2 separate regions of the Mus musculus genome follow, and region 1 is linked to region 2. Evidence: chromatin contacts called from ENCODE Hi-C or POLR2A ChIA-PET data. All regions are on one chromosome and are shown on one strand. The core of a region is the stretch at or near the end of the contact, and the rest is flanking DNA. Distances in the headings are between cores, read along the strand shown. Region 1 holds the start of Havcr1 (hepatitis A virus cellular receptor 1). Region 2 holds the start of Timd2 (T cell immunoglobulin and mucin domain containing 2).

Region 1 (2,903 bases), core at 120-2,619, 52 kb after region 2:
TTGGGATGGACTCAAGTGCTCTTCTCAAACATGTAAATGCAAAAGTAAAAGGATTTCAAGCAACCAGCAAGGTGCTTACAACATGGTAGATCTCATCTAGTTACTCAGTTGAATTCCAGAAGGTGAGAAAGTTAGCTTTGGGAACATACAGAGCTATTCACAGTCAATGTCTGTTCCCTTCCTTTTCAGAGAGTAGGCCATAGGACACCCTGTGAGACACTTCAATGAGAGTTATTTCATGCCAAATGGTAGCCAACTCTGTTAGACAATGAATGCCCCTTTCCATGACCTACCTTAATAGAACTCTTAAAGGGACAGAATGGCCGGTACCATGTTCTACTCACTATTTTTATATGCGAAAGTAAAATAGTTATGTCTCATGTGGGTTTTATATGTTCTGACGTTGTCTAGTGTCCATGGCATTCTCAGTGTTTGGCTACCAGTTCCCAGTACTGGTTTTCTGATCTCTTCTGACGTGTAGAGACTGTTCCTGTGATTAGTGCGGGACCCCAGCCTGAATGCTGAGCTTATGGTGGCCTCAGGAGAACTAGTGCTATCTTTAAGACTGGTAACAGCCTTCTCTCCTCTCTGACAGGAAGTCAGAGAATCTTCTGACCAGAAATGGAGTTAATGAAGTACTAGGCAGGCTTACTCATGTTTTTATGGTTTAGCAATTAAGAAGCAGAAGTTGAAATCTAGAACTTGGAATCTGAAGACATGTAACATTCTCCGTAAATGGGCTTAAAAGTAGCTGCTCTAGGAATTTCTTGAGTATTTGATGCCTGTGAGTAAATAGCTCAGGGTCTCCTTCACAGCAGATGCTTCAGGAAGCTGAGCAAACATTAGTGCTATTTTACCTAAGAAGAAATCTAGGTATGAGAGCTCTGTGGATCTAAGGTTTGGATCTGTAGCTAGTGCTTTTCTAGGTGTCTCTAGACATCTCTCGGCAAGATATAGTCTCTGTCACCATGTGTGACTGCATTCTAGCTCAGTCCATCTTGTTGTGTTTAAGGTAGCTGAGGTCTAGGCACCAAACAGTATGGCTCTGAGCAGAAACAGTACTGTGTCCATCTGAGGGCAAGTGTGACGTTGCCATTAGAAAGTTGGCCTTGGCTTAGAGTTCTACCCAGAGCACACAGTCTAATTTCTGCCCTCAGTTTTTTCTCTGTTTGCTGCCTTATTTGTGTCCTGGCCAGAAGTCATATGGCTGGCTGTACGTGAGAAAGGACCAGGAAAGAAGAGTGTATTTTGGAGGACAGGGTATCCTAGCGGAGAGGCCTGTGGGATTCATACATTCAGGATGAAGACTTGATCAGACATAGTGTGCTGATGCCACAGCTAACCAGAGTGTCTTGTCACTGTCCTTCAGGTCAGTACCATGAATCAGATTCAAGTCTTCATTTCAGGCCTCATACTGCTTCTCCCAGGTAAGTGAGTCAATGGGCTGGGGATGCTGAGAAGTCTAGAGGTGGCAGGAGAGATGGCAAGCCTCTGGCTTGTTTGATCATGGGTTATATAGTTAGCAGAGAACCTGGATAATTTGTAGGTCCAAAGAACTCCCTTAACATGTATGAATTTCAAAACTGATGGCTAAGTAAACATGGTTCACAAGAACCTGCTGTGTTTGGGTCAATCATTAGATGTTGAGAAATTGTTTTGAAATTGTTTTGAGATTGTCTTGGACCTTGTAGAGTTGATGTCTGTCTAGAGACTCTATACTTGGTCCCATGTGAGAACATGCAGCTTCACTAACCTTGTTCCGAAGACAACCCCTTCCCAACCTGGTGTTTTTACTTTTGCTTATGGTTAGCCATGGTCAAAAAGGACATATATTTGTACGAGCTGTCTGCTGTTACTAGAAGCAAGGACAGGATAACGTTTGTAGCTGGAACTTTTCTCAGCTCCAATTAACCTTGTATAATGTTTGTATAAAGTGTCTGGAGTGAGCAAGTTTGGGGACGGTCTTTTCCAAGAAGGCTGAACCCTCTGCTCCTCTGGTCAACGAAGGCTTAGCATCTTCTCTAGAGGTAAGAAGGTGAGCTTGTTTCTCTACTGCAGCATCTCTGATCAATACCATTCAACAGTGGAGTGTACATAATAGTCAAAGATTAATAACAAAATCAGAAACAGTGCTTTCCATGAATGATGGCTAGTCAAAATCAGCCTTCATTCCACTTCTTTGTACCCATTTGGTTAAGTACTTTCAGTTATGTAATATAAAAAACATTCTAATTTAAGGGGCTCTATGGGAGAGGGGAAAGAAGGAATACCATTAATTGTCTTTGAAACAAGGTCTTTGTTAGTCCAGGATGGCTTCAGAGGAAACATGGACAATAAAGAAAGGCCAGAACTGTTCAGCACTCGCCTCTCTTTCACAATACACGTTTAATTCCACTTGAGTCCCACCCCCTTTAATTTTTCTGAAAGGAAATAAAAACAAAATTGTAGGAAAATGTTGAATACTAATTCCCCAATTCTTTTCCTCTCCCTTTTTAAAAATCACAGGCGCTGTGGATTCTTATGTGGAAGTAAAGGGGGTGGTGGGTCACCCTGTCACACTTCCATGTACTTACTCAACATATCGTGGAATCACAACGACATGTTGGGGCCGAGGGCAATGCCCATCTTCTGCTTGTCAAAATACACTTATTTGGACCAATGGACATCGTGTCACCTATCAGAAGAGCAGTCGGTACAACTTAAAGGGGCATATTTCAGAAGGAGATGTGTCCTTGACGATAGAGAACTCTGTTGAGAGTGACAGTGGTCTGTATTGTTGTCGAGTGGAGATTCCTGGATGGTTTAATGATCAGAAAGTGACCTTTTCATTGCAAGTTAAACCAGGTAAGCTTCTATGTATCCTTTGTTTATATTTTGCCAGGGAGTGGGGTCTTTTGTTTGCT
Region 2 (2,711 bases), core at 31-2,530:
CCTACACTGTCTGACTCGTGGCTCATTTTAAAATCTTACAGTGTAGGTGGGGGAGAGAAGCATTGGGGCTTTGGAGTGTGAAAACACAATCACTCTATTGCATCTGGAAGTGAGGGAAAATACCAGGTCAGACAACCAAAGAGCATGAAATTCCCCAAACACAGAATATGCATTCTGGAGAAAGAGTACACCAATTCTCAACATAAACGCATACATTTTAAAAATCTCAAGCTTTTCTCTAAGTATCTTTCACAACACTTAAAGAAAAATGAAATCCAGGAGTTGAATAGATAGAACAATGGTTAAGAGTACTGGCTGCTCTTCCAGAAGACCCAGGTTCAACTCCCAGTGCCCACATGGCAGCTCACAACTGTTTGCAATTCCAGTTCTGGGGAGGAACTGGCAACCCCACACTGACATACATGTGGACAAATACCTACTCACATTAGATAAAAACAAATCTTTTTTTTTTTTTTCTTAAATCCACATGAACACCAAGCTCTAAACGGTGCCCACTTGCCTAGCCTGGCCATGTGCTCCCCTTCTCAACACTCCAACTAAAGCAAATCTTCTTCTCTTTCTGGCCTTGCCAAGTTCACAAACACGATATCTCAAATTCCAGCAGCCAATTTGATGCTATAGATCTGGGTCTATAGGTCCATGCCTAATTATCTAGGGCTTAGTCTAAAATTACCAGACTATTCTCTTCTACAGTTTCCTTCTTATATCTCATGTTAACTCCATTTAAGAAGGCTTTAATAGCTCATATATTAAAAAGTCCATTATTCCATTTAAACGAGGATCAACCTTCCAAGAATCCGAAGAACTCTATTGGATATTAAGTTGTCCTAATGTCTAGAGACTCATCGTTGTTCCAATGCCGCCATAGAATCCCACATTGTCTCAAATGCAAAGCCACATGGCACAGAACCTCCAGGAAGTACTGTCCTCATTGCTTCTCTCTAACACGAGCCTACAGAAGAGGGAACTTACCAGTTAGGAGAGAGCCGTAGCTTCTGGTTAGTGTCTCCTTCTAATCCTCTGCTGCTGATGGAGCTGCTGATAGATAAAGAGGAATCTGTCCCAGAATTCCATCCTTATCTCCTGGCCACACCTTCAATATTTTGTTTGAAAACTGAGTCTCTCTAGTTCTACCATCCTTTTGCCTGATTGTATATGTTCAACTTAAAGAGATTATAAAAAAATACTTAAAAGACTAGCACTCAGGAAAGCAGAGGCAAGTGGATCTTCTGAGTTCAAGACCAACTCCGTTTACATAGTGAAACTTTGTCCCCACAACAACAAAGCTAACTTTCTGCTGGGCGAAGCAAAGGTCTTCACTTGAGTTCAAACTCCAGGTCTGGAGATCATGCTGACTTTGAAAAGTTTTCAGCAGAAAGGGACTTTGCACCATGCACCAGCTTTCTTAGTTGTATATGAATAAACTGAAAGTCAGAAAGAGGAATAGAATATAGATAGAACCCAGCGAGGGACCTGGTGCACAGGCAGAAGTGAAAGCTGACTAATTATACACGTTGGTCTGTCAGTCAATTAACAGTTTAAGCAAATAAAGCTAGACTAAAGTCCCTGCTTGCAGAACGCTAAGGGGAGGCTGCCAGCTTTCTAAGCTGAGCTTCTCCATGCCCTCATACGCTTTTCAGGCTTAGTAACTATACAGGCTTCCAGAGTTGGGTAGTTGCAGAGGAATTTTTTTTAAGATTTACTTATTTATTACATATATGTAAATACACTGTAGCTGACTTCAGACACCACAGAAGAAGCATCAGATCTCATTACGGATGGTTGTGAGCCACCATGTGGTTGCTGGGATTTGAACTCAGGACCTTCAGAAGAGCAGTCAGTGCTCTTAACCACTGAGCCATCTCTCCAGCCCCGCAGAGGAATTTTAATCCAGAAACATAACTGTTGTGGCAAGGGATCACATGTCTGTGTGATCGGGCTGGAATGACACACCTTTAATTCCTCTGGCTGGATTACAGACACACCCTTGGTACACACCTTTAGTCCCAAACAATGAAGGTAAAGTTGTAGAAGGAAGAAGTCATATTTGAAAGTGATATCTAATAGAGAGGCAAAGTGATGAATGAGAATGAGTCAAAGAGAGGATATGCCCAACTCTCAGGAGAACACAGGAAAGAGAAGCTACTTAAAAGAGAAGGAAGGAAGGGAGGAGAGAGAGAGAGAGAGAGAGACAGACAGACAGACAGACAGACAGACAGACAGAGACAGAGAGAGAGAGAGAATATGAGAGTTTTAGAGCTTTACCAGGATAATTTTTAGAGACAGGCTACAGGTAAAGACAGAATGAGCCAGAAAATGAGAAGAAACCAGATTAGAACAGATTGCCAGAGTTAGTTTGAGGCCAAGCAGAGCAATTCAGTCAAAAGCTGAGAGAAGCTACTTTGAAACAGTCAACTTGGAGAGGATTTGGGCCAGAACCAGCTGGCCATAGCAAAACGAGCTAGAAGGAATGGGTTTATTCAGCAGTTAGCTTCTGAGACAACAATTATATCTGGTGAATAAAAGTTACTTTTACAAAGGGTTGTGATAGATGGTGAAGACAGCTTGGACATGGGTTTAAGCCAATAGAAAGTCTTTCTTAGCCAGCTGCACAAAAACCATGTTCTGAGTTGACATAGTTCAGTTAACAAGACCAGTTAGCCAGGAGCAGAACTATAGAAACTAAAAAG

What was found. A loop is a pair of places that touch in the nucleus more often than their neighbours do. ChIA-PET counts read pairs that join two places held with the same protein, here RNA polymerase II (POLR2A).
Region 1: a map of left cerebral cortex shows a loop between it and region 2 (2.1-fold over the local background). The contact joins the promoter of Havcr1 here to the promoter of Timd2 in region 2. A Hi-C loop is called at or near these places in 12 of 37 maps with a recorded cell type or tissue (CH12.LX, ES-E14, Patski and 5 more). POLR2A ChIA-PET finds 5 or more read pairs at or near these places in 1 of 5 experiments (Patski).

The regions. Positions count from the first base shown.
Region 1 is chr11:46,749,799-46,752,701 of GRCm38, forward strand. It overlaps Havcr1 (hepatitis A virus cellular receptor 1), which reads left to right and starts at 1,370. Exons shown (of 8, transcript NM_134248.2): 1 at 1,370-1,427; 2 at 2,506-2,844. The coding sequence starts at 1,379.
Region 2 is chr11:46,697,550-46,700,260 of GRCm38, forward strand. Timd2 (T cell immunoglobulin and mucin domain containing 2) reads right to left here and starts at 1,281. Exons shown (of 9, transcript NM_001161355.1): 1 at 994-1,281.